2 separate regions of the Homo sapiens genome follow, and region 1 is linked to region 2. Evidence: chromatin loops called from intact Hi-C (ENCODE). Cell type or tissue: mammary epithelial cell. All regions are shown on one strand. Links, peaks and the distances in the headings refer to the core of each region. The heading gives the core; the rest is flanking DNA. Region 1 has its middle 30 kb from the start of KU-MEL-3. Region 2 overlaps CDYL (chromodomain Y like).

Evidence for each region. Hi-C counts contacts between places; a loop is a spot of excess contacts. Peaks named below come from ENCODE experiments on the same cell type or tissue, not always from the same donor. Only the 100,000 strongest peaks of a DNase experiment are listed, where the experiment ranks them.
Region 1: it touches region 2 in a loop (2.3-fold over the local background); 1 of 110 quality-filtered maps calls a loop at or near these places.

What each region holds. Positions count from the first base shown.
Region 1 is chr6:4,637,967-4,642,362 of GRCh38, reverse strand. No RefSeq gene overlaps it. Among named protein-coding and RNA genes, the nearest start is that of KU-MEL-3, 30 kb to the right of the region's middle. In mammary epithelial cell, for the core only: no CTCF peak of the experiment used is centred there; a DNase peak (open chromatin) is centred at 1,972; H3K27ac peaks cover 260 bases.
Region 2 is chr6:4,804,409-4,808,804 of GRCh38, reverse strand. All of the region lies in intron 1 of CDYL (chromodomain Y like), which reads right to left. Among named protein-coding and RNA genes, the nearest start is that of CDYL, 30 kb to the right of the region's middle. In mammary epithelial cell, for the core only: a CTCF peak has its summit at 2,553 (motif pointing right); no DNase peak of the experiment used is centred there; H3K27ac peaks cover 1,168 bases.

The DNA of each region.
Region 1 (4,396 bases), core at 99-4,098, 170 kb after region 2:
CATCCATTCTGCAGCCCGTAGATCAAGGAGTATTTTCCATTTTCAAGTCTTATTATTTAAGAAATACATTTCATAAGGCTACAGGTGCCATGGATGTGGCACTGGTTCCACTGATGGATGTGGGCAAAGTAAACTGAAAACCTTCTGTGGAGGATTCACCATTCTAGAAGCCATTAAGAACATTCGTGATTCATGAGAGGAGGTAAAGATCTCAACATTAACAGAAGTTTGAAAGAAGTTGATTTCAACCCTCATGGCTGACTTTCAGGGGTTTGAGACTTCAGTGGAGGAAGTAACTTCAGATGCGGTAGAAATAGCAAGAGAACAAAAATTAGAAGTGGAGTCTAAGATGTGACTGAATTGCTGCAATCTCATGATAAACACTGAACAGCTGAGGAGTTGCTTCTATGGATGATCAGAAAAAGTGGTTTCTTGAGGTGGAATCTATGCCTGGTGAAGATGCTATGAATGTTATTCACATAACAACACAGGATTTAGAATGTTACATCAACTTAGTTGAGAAAGCAGTGGCAGGGTTTGAGAGGATTGACTCCAGTTTTGAAAGAAGTCCTACTGTGGGTGAAATGCTATCAAACAGCATCTCATGCTACAAAGACATCTTTCACGAAAGGAAGAGTCAACCGATGCGGCAAACTTCATTGCTGTCTTATTTTGAGATACTGCCACAGCCTTCCCACCCTTCAGCAACCACAACCCTGATTACTCAGCTGCCATCAACATTGAGGCAAGACCTTCTGCTGACAAAAACACAACTGGCTGAAGGTCCAGATCATTAGCATTTTTTAGCAATATTTTTAAATTAAGGTATGTACATTGCTTTTTTAGACATAATGCTATTGCACACATAATAGAAAATAGTATAGTGTAAACATAGCTTTTTTTATGCACTGGAAAACCAAAAAATTTCTGTGACTGACTTTATTATGATATTTGCTTAATTGTAGTGGTCTAGAACCGAACTGACAGCATCTCTGAGGTATACCCGTGTTTATTTATTGGCCCCTTATCTGAGGAGGGGGCTAAAGCCAAGATAATCATAGTGTTAAATTAAGTTTAGCCTAAAGTGGTTTCCTTACATATTTTAAGTTCAGCCTAAAGGTTTCTCCATACATAGTGAACTGTAACCTAACTGGATGCATAAACAGACTGTAACCTGCTTTTGTGTCAATAACCAAGTTTCAGCCAATCAGAGGTGACCAACAATTCAAATCATCCTCAAATAAGGCAAACGCGGAACTGCAACCCATCTGGCTATTTCTGTGCCTACTTCTATTTTCTGTACATCACTTTCTTTTTCTGTCCATAAATCTTCTTGGACTGCACTGCAGGGCTGGAGTCCCTTTGAGCCTACTTTGGTTCGGAAGGCTGCCCGATTTGTGAATTGTTCTTTGCTCAATTAAACTCTGTTAAATTTCATTTGTCTAAGATTTTTCTTTTAACAGTTGCCAGTGGCAGCAAATCAAAAGATCTCTTTAGACTCTCGATCCCAGAAATACCGTCTGGGGATAGTTTTGGTTGGCACAACTTGAGGAGTGCTACTAGCATCTACTGGTAGAGACCAGAGATTCTGCTGAACATCCTACAACTCACAGGACAGGACTTCACAACAAAGAATTGTCTGGCCCAAAATGTGAATAGTGTTGAGGCTGAGAAACCTTGCACTAGAGGAACTTAGAAGTTACTGACTGACACCCAGTTAAGAGAAAGTTGCTTGGAAAAATTGATCTCAGAGGAAAGGAAAACAAAATAGTAAATCTGTTTAACTTACAACATTTCTACCAGAAAATAAAGTTGAAGGAAAAGTTCAGCTCATTTGTTAAAATGCCCCATTGCCAACCCTTTCTTTCCCACCTGGCTGTTTATTCAGTGGGAAACTGACGTTTCTGACTTTGACTAGGCATGTAGCAATGCCAAACAAATGACTTCAGGAAAAACGTGCTCCTGAATCACTGCTGAGCAGTATCGTCATCACTTTAATTTGTTTAGTTTCTCCTTGGTCAGGAGCACCCAGCTTCCCAGGTGTGAGCAGTTTAGGCAATTCTTCCTAGTTCCCATTTCCTTCTGGAGGAAATGTGTGGTATGCATGGGCAGGGTTGGGGAGGGGAAGGAGCCCATGATAGAATCCTTAGGGGATGGTGGAAACTTCTGCCGGGATCTTCCCTTCAGAGGGTGTGATCTTGGCTGAGGGGAGGCTATTGATGAAACGTAACTGTTTTACACACTTATAATACATTTATTTTGGGAGATCAGGGTTCAGAGGTTATTTTAACATTGTTTTGATGATTAATGTGTAGAATTTACATACATGTTTTAATAGTACAAATGATTTGAGTGCTCATGTGTTTTATTGGTGAGCCTAATTTTTTACCCATGAAGAATTATTAATTAATTCACCATCAAGGATTTATTGCATGTCAGTTTTGTACAGACATGCTGCTATGTACAGTGTCATGGGGACTTACAGTCTGGTGGGAGAGACAGCCGAGTAAAAGGATAATGGCAATACTGTGTGCTAAGTGCTGTGATGTGACAGTTATAGGGCACTCTGGGAGCATGGTTAAAAGAGGTCCCTTCAGCTGAGACCTGAGACTTGCAGGTTAACAGGAGTTAGCTATACAGAGTATAGGGAGGAGCAGGGGCCAGGATGGGAGATGGTATTCCCTGAACAGCAGTAAACATGTTCAAAAGTTCACAGGTTAGGAAAAGAGCATGAAGAGTTCAGTGGATTTTTTTTTTTTTTTTTGAGACAGAGTCTTGCCCTATCTCCCAGGCTGGAGTGCAGTGACATGATCTTGGCTCACTGTAGCCTCCGCCTCCTGGGTTCAAGCGATTCTCATGCCTCAGTTTCCCAAGTAGCTGGGATTACAGACATTCACCACCATACCTGGTTAATTTTTGTAATTTTAGTAGAGAAGGGGTTTCACCATGTTGGCCAGGCTGGTCTCGAACTCCTGGCCTTATGTGATCTGCCCACCTCAGCCTCCCAAAGTGCTGGGATTACAGGCATGAGCCACTGCACCTGGCTGAGTTCAGTGGATTTTAAGAGCTATTTTGAAGATATAGACTTAGGATTCAGGTGCATATGCAGTGGAAACTTTATTCATTGGACTGATTGACATGGGATCACATGTGGAACAAGGAGAGAACAGGACCCAAGAGGGACACGAACAAGAGACGGGCAAAAGAAGAGGAGCCAAGGTGGACAAAAATTGGCAAGAGAATCTGAAAAGACAAGCCACAGGTGATCAAAGTAATTGCAACTGCAATATGCGAAGACTTTTGACAAATCAGTAAGGCAGAGTGAACAACCCAGTGGAAAAATGGACAGAGGAAATGAAAAAGCATTTCATAAACAAATGAAAAGATTCACTGCCTTATTGGTAATCTGGGAAAGGCTAATTAAAGCCACAAAAGAGATATTATTTTGCAACCATGAGATTAGCAAGTTAAGGATTCTGACCATACCAAATATTGGTAAGAATGTGGAGTAACTCCGATATGCTGCTGGTGGGAGTGTAAACTGGTGCAACCACTTTGTAAAAGAATTGGGATTAACAGTAAATATAGAGATGCATATATGCTACATGTTCATGGGAGCCAGGTTGCTTGTGGCAGTATCATCTATAATAACAAAAAACTGGAAATAACCAAAATATCCATTGTTGGTAGAATAAATAATATACTTTTGTCTGTTCATAAAATGGGATACTATAGAGTAGTGAAAATTAACAAACTACAATTATATGCATGCTATGGGTTGAATTGTGTCTCCCCAGCATTCCTCTGTTGAAGTCCTAACCCCCAGGACCTCAGGACTATATTTGGAGGTGGGTTCTTTAAAGAGGTGATTGAGTTAAAGTGAGGTCTTTAGGGTGGCCCCTAATCCAACCTGATTGGTGTCCTTATAAGAAGGGGAGATGAAGACACAGACTCACACAGAGGGAGGACCATGTGGGGACACAGGGAGAAGATGCCATCTGCAAGCCGAGGACAGAGGCCCCAGGAGAAACTGATCCTGCCCATGCCTGGATCTCGAACTTCAGCCTCCAGAACTGGTGAGAAAGTAAATTTCTGTTGTTTAAGCCCCTAGTCTGTGGTATTTTGTTATGGCAGCTGGAGCAAACTAATACAGTGTGTCAACATGAATGGATTTCAGAAATATAATGTCTTGTGAAACTTCAAGTCACAGAACACTCACAGTGTGATTCCATTTAGGAAAGATTAAAAAAAAAGACACATAGTTTAGGGACACACACACACACACACATACACATTTGACAAAGTTTTACTTTCTTACACTCATTTCAAAAGAAGGAGCATAATTTCCTTTCTCTTGAGTGTGGGCCGGACTTCATGACTCACTTCCAATGAACAG
Region 2 (4,396 bases), core at 69-4,068:
TTGGAAAACAGTATTTTGACTGGGACACCATAAAGCTAAAGACAAAAAGAGCCGTACACAAAATCTATATTCTTGGACTTTAAGAGTCAGCAAACCATGTCCATAAAGGGTCAGACAGTAAAGCTTTTCAGCTTTGGAGGCCATATGGTCTCTCTCGCAACCATGCGTGATATATAAACAAATAGGCGGGGCTGTGTTCCAATAAAACTTTATTTACAAAAACATCAAGCGGGCCAGATTGAACCCATGGGCTACAGTTCACTGGCATGTGTTCTAGTTAATAAAGCTGCTTCTCAGAGGGATTTGGGTTAGCAAATTTGAAACTACTTTGATGTTATACTAGAGTTGAGCAAATGAGTAAATGTATTACAGACAGCGGAGTATGGATTTCTCACTGCTGGAGAAAGGAGTTAACAATTAAGGAAAAGAAGAAGGTTAGAATGAATGCTATGGTGTTAAACTGGAAATGGAATTCATCAATAGGAACTCATTTTTAACTGCATATGCAGAGAGATCCATATATAGATGTGCAGGTTTGTGTGGGCTAAGATACAGGCATGCACTTCCAAGCTTTGTCCTCCTAGAGGTTCGAGAGGCAACGGCAACAAGCACGTGTTGCCCCGCATGTGCATTTCTAAATGCCGTTTGCCAATAAAATGAAACAGTGCTCCCTCAAGTGCCTGACTCCAGAGCTGGAGCAAAGAAAATTCAAGATGCACCCTGAGTGTCCTGTGGTAGCTGAAAATAAGAAATTGGGAAAACATGATGAAAGGACATAGGACCCAAACTGCAGGAGCTTCCAATGACCAAAGCTACGACAATCTGAGTAACAGAATAAGAATACTGGATTATAATACATAGAGTTAAAAAAAAATCTAAGTGCATAAAGACATAAATGAGCCCGGCGCGGTGGCTCATGCCTGTAATCCCAGCATTTTAGGAGGTGGAGGCAAGTGGATCGCTTGACCCCAAGGAGTTCAAGACCAGCACGGGCAACATAGCAAGACCCTATCTCTACAGAAAAAAATTAAAAATTAGTCAGGTGTGGTGGCACATGCCTGTAGTCCCAGCTACTCAGGAGGCTGAGGCAGGAGGATTGCCTGAGCCCAGGAGGTAGAGGCTGCAGTGAGCCACATTCACACCACTGCACTCCAGCCTGGATGACAGTGCAAGAGCCTATCTCCAAAAAAAAAAAAAAAAAAAAAAAAAAAAAGACATGAATGAATGATATACAGAGAAGGAATAGCTTCTCCTTGCAAAACAACTCCAATTAGCAAATGTGGAAGAAACAAAGGAACAGACAATCACCATTAGGTAAGCACCACAGAACTGCTGCAGGCCAATGGAATGAATGCTAAAGATGGGTAAAAGTTCAAGGAGAAATGCCCTATTTTCACAGTCTCAAAGTTATCGTCCCCAAGATATGTATTAATTACAAAGTGAAAAGTAGTTACTTTATGGTGGAAAAACTTGGCAGACATCCCCGTAACCAAGTGATTACAGTTAATATCACCAGTAATTAGACAACATCATATACCCCATCTATAAGCGACCCACTGAAATGTATGGGCTGAGCTGCAGTCCCCTAAAACTCCTATATTGAAGCCCTAACCATTATAACCTCAGAATGTGACCACATTTGAAGACAAGAGCCTTTAGTGGGGTGACTGAGTTAACATGAGATCTAGAGGGTGAGCCCTAATCTAACATGACTGGTGTCCTCATACGAAGAAATTTGGACACACACAGACACCGGTGCACGCACGCACAGAGGAAAGAGCGTGTGAGGACACGGCAGAGAGATGTCATCCACAAGCCTCTGAGGGAAGGAAGCCCTCGGGAGAATCCCATCCTGCCCGCACCTTGACCTTGGAATGCACCCTCAGAAACAGTGAGGAAACAAATGTCTGTTGCCTGAGCCACTTGGTTTGTGTATTTTATTACGGCTGCCCAAGGAGACTAACACAGAAGGACACAGTGTTGTGTCTATGGAATTCTGGCCAAAAATGTACTAACCTGACAGAAAACCAGAATTTAGGAACATTTTACAAAAGAACTTAAAGGCACTCTTTGAAAGTGTCCAGATCATCGAAGGAAAGACTGAGGAACCGTCGCAGAAGGAAGGAGCCTAAAGAGACAGGATCTGAATGCAATGCTGGGTCCTGGAACAGAAGAAAGGCATTCATGGGAAAACGTGCAGTGTGAATACAGCCTGCATAGCTCCTCCCAAAGACTTTCCCGGTTTTGGTAACTGTGCTACAATGTTACAGAAGATGTTAACACTCAGGAAGTTGGAGGAGTGGTATTTGAGAATGCTGTATCATTTTTACAACTTTGCTGCGAAACTCTAAAACTACTGCAAAATAAAAAGTTGAAACACTTTCTGTTTGACAGCCATGAAGATCCTCTGGTAGGGGGATGCCAGAATGAATTTCACATTTTGGAAAGATGGCTCTGGGAGCAGCGTGGAGGAGGTGTGAAGGTGCTGCTTCTCAGATGCAGACCTCGCCCTGCCCTGCTCTGAAATCCTGGGTGACGCTTGATGCCAGGCTTTGCCAACAGAGGGTGCTGGAGGGACTGCAAGCATTCCTTTTCTTCTCCAGCATGTGGTTTTCCAGGTGGCACAGCCGGTGGGTCGGCATGCAGGGCCCCTCCTGCTGACCTCAGAGGACTTTGTGGATGGCCACTCTGTCCAGCACTGGCAGGTCTTGCGTCCCTGCGGCATGTACACCCGCTCCCTGCGGTCGAATCTCAGCAGCAGGCAGGCTGCGCTGCTCTCAGCTCCTTCCTCATGCTCCTGCGCCAGCGGCTTGCTGCAGCTGCCCCTCTGTACACATCTCCTTTCAGCCCCTCTGGTGAGTTTTACATGTCCACTTGACTGCTGAAGGGATGCCCAGATGGGTAGCTAGTAAAACATTATTTCTGGGTTTGTCTGTGGGGGTGTTTCTGGAAGACACTGGCATTTGAATCAGTGAACTAAGGAAAGAAGAGCCGCCCTCTTAAGCCTCTTAGGCATCATCCAATCCACTTAGAGCCTGGAGAGAACAAAGAGGTAGACAGAGGAAGGGCAAATCCCCTTTCCCTCTTCATGAGCCAGGATCCATTTCTCTTGCCCTCACACGTCACTGCCCCTGGTTCCCGGGCCTTCAGTCTCCCACTGGGACTTTACGCCACTGGCTCCCCTGGCTCTCAGGACTTCGGGTTTGGGCTGGAACTCCACCACCACTTTCCGGGGCCTCCAGCTTGCAGAAAGCAGATCATGGGACTTCTAGGCCTCCATCATTGCATAAACAAATCCCTATAATAAATCTGGTTCTATATATCTCTCTCTAACCTATGGGTTCGTTTCTCTGGAGGATCCTAAACACCTCTCCAACAATTCTATGAAATTTCCGCCATTCGAATTACCAGTGTGGCTCTGAGCCCTGATGGTACCTTGCCTGATTCGAGTTCTAACATTTCTTTCTACTTTCAAGTTCTAACATTCTTTCTACCAAGCATATGCTTTTTTTTCCCCCAATGGGGAGCAGAATAGAGTTTCACTACTAAGTTACTTAGATTACATGAGTTCCCATGTTTGGTTCTAAAAGTTTCTAAAAGTAAAGCAAAACTTACTCTTAAGTTTAGAGTAAAAAGCTAATTCACTGACTGATGAGCATATACTAGTTTTTAGTGTTTTGAGATCAATGGTTTATATATTATTCCTATTCAAAAGCACCATCTAGTCTGTTTTCTGGGTTTTTGTTTTTTGGGGTTTTTTTGGTCTGATTTAGAAATCTGATTCAAACTAGCTAACACCGTTAACCATGCAGCTACTATGAACAATTTCTCCCTCTTTCTTCTCTTATTTAAAACAAGTGTAACCTGGAACACTCAGATAAAAGTATAGAAATGGGACAGATGCATGCGCTACATGGGCCAAGAGTTCTGTGACATTTTCCACGTTTGTGTTTTAAGTGATGGACTAAAAAAGCCTTCCAGTTATTAAGTCTAATTACTCTTCTTGAATGTTAATTTGCCATTAAAAGACATTTTTTCAAACAACCTAAAATTTCCACCACTGGTCATGAGTAGGAGAATGGACCCAGACGGACGTGCAGACAGTTCCTTTTAGCAGCGGTCTCTATGACAGTCAAGTTTGAAAAACAGTGCCAGGGTCTAGAAACCGCAGAGCGAGGGCCATTCTGTTATTTACAGCAGTGGGGCGAGAGTGATGAGCAAAATAAGCCTCCAAGGCCATCGTTTCCTACTGATGGGGAGGAAGAGCAGGGCCCTGGGCATCAGAGAACAAGCTCTCTCTGGCTCCCAGGCCACTGGCCTGGAGATGCGGTCGTAAGACAAAGGTCTTTATTTTGAGATCTGAACTGTACTTCTATTTCAACACTTAACCAAAGAC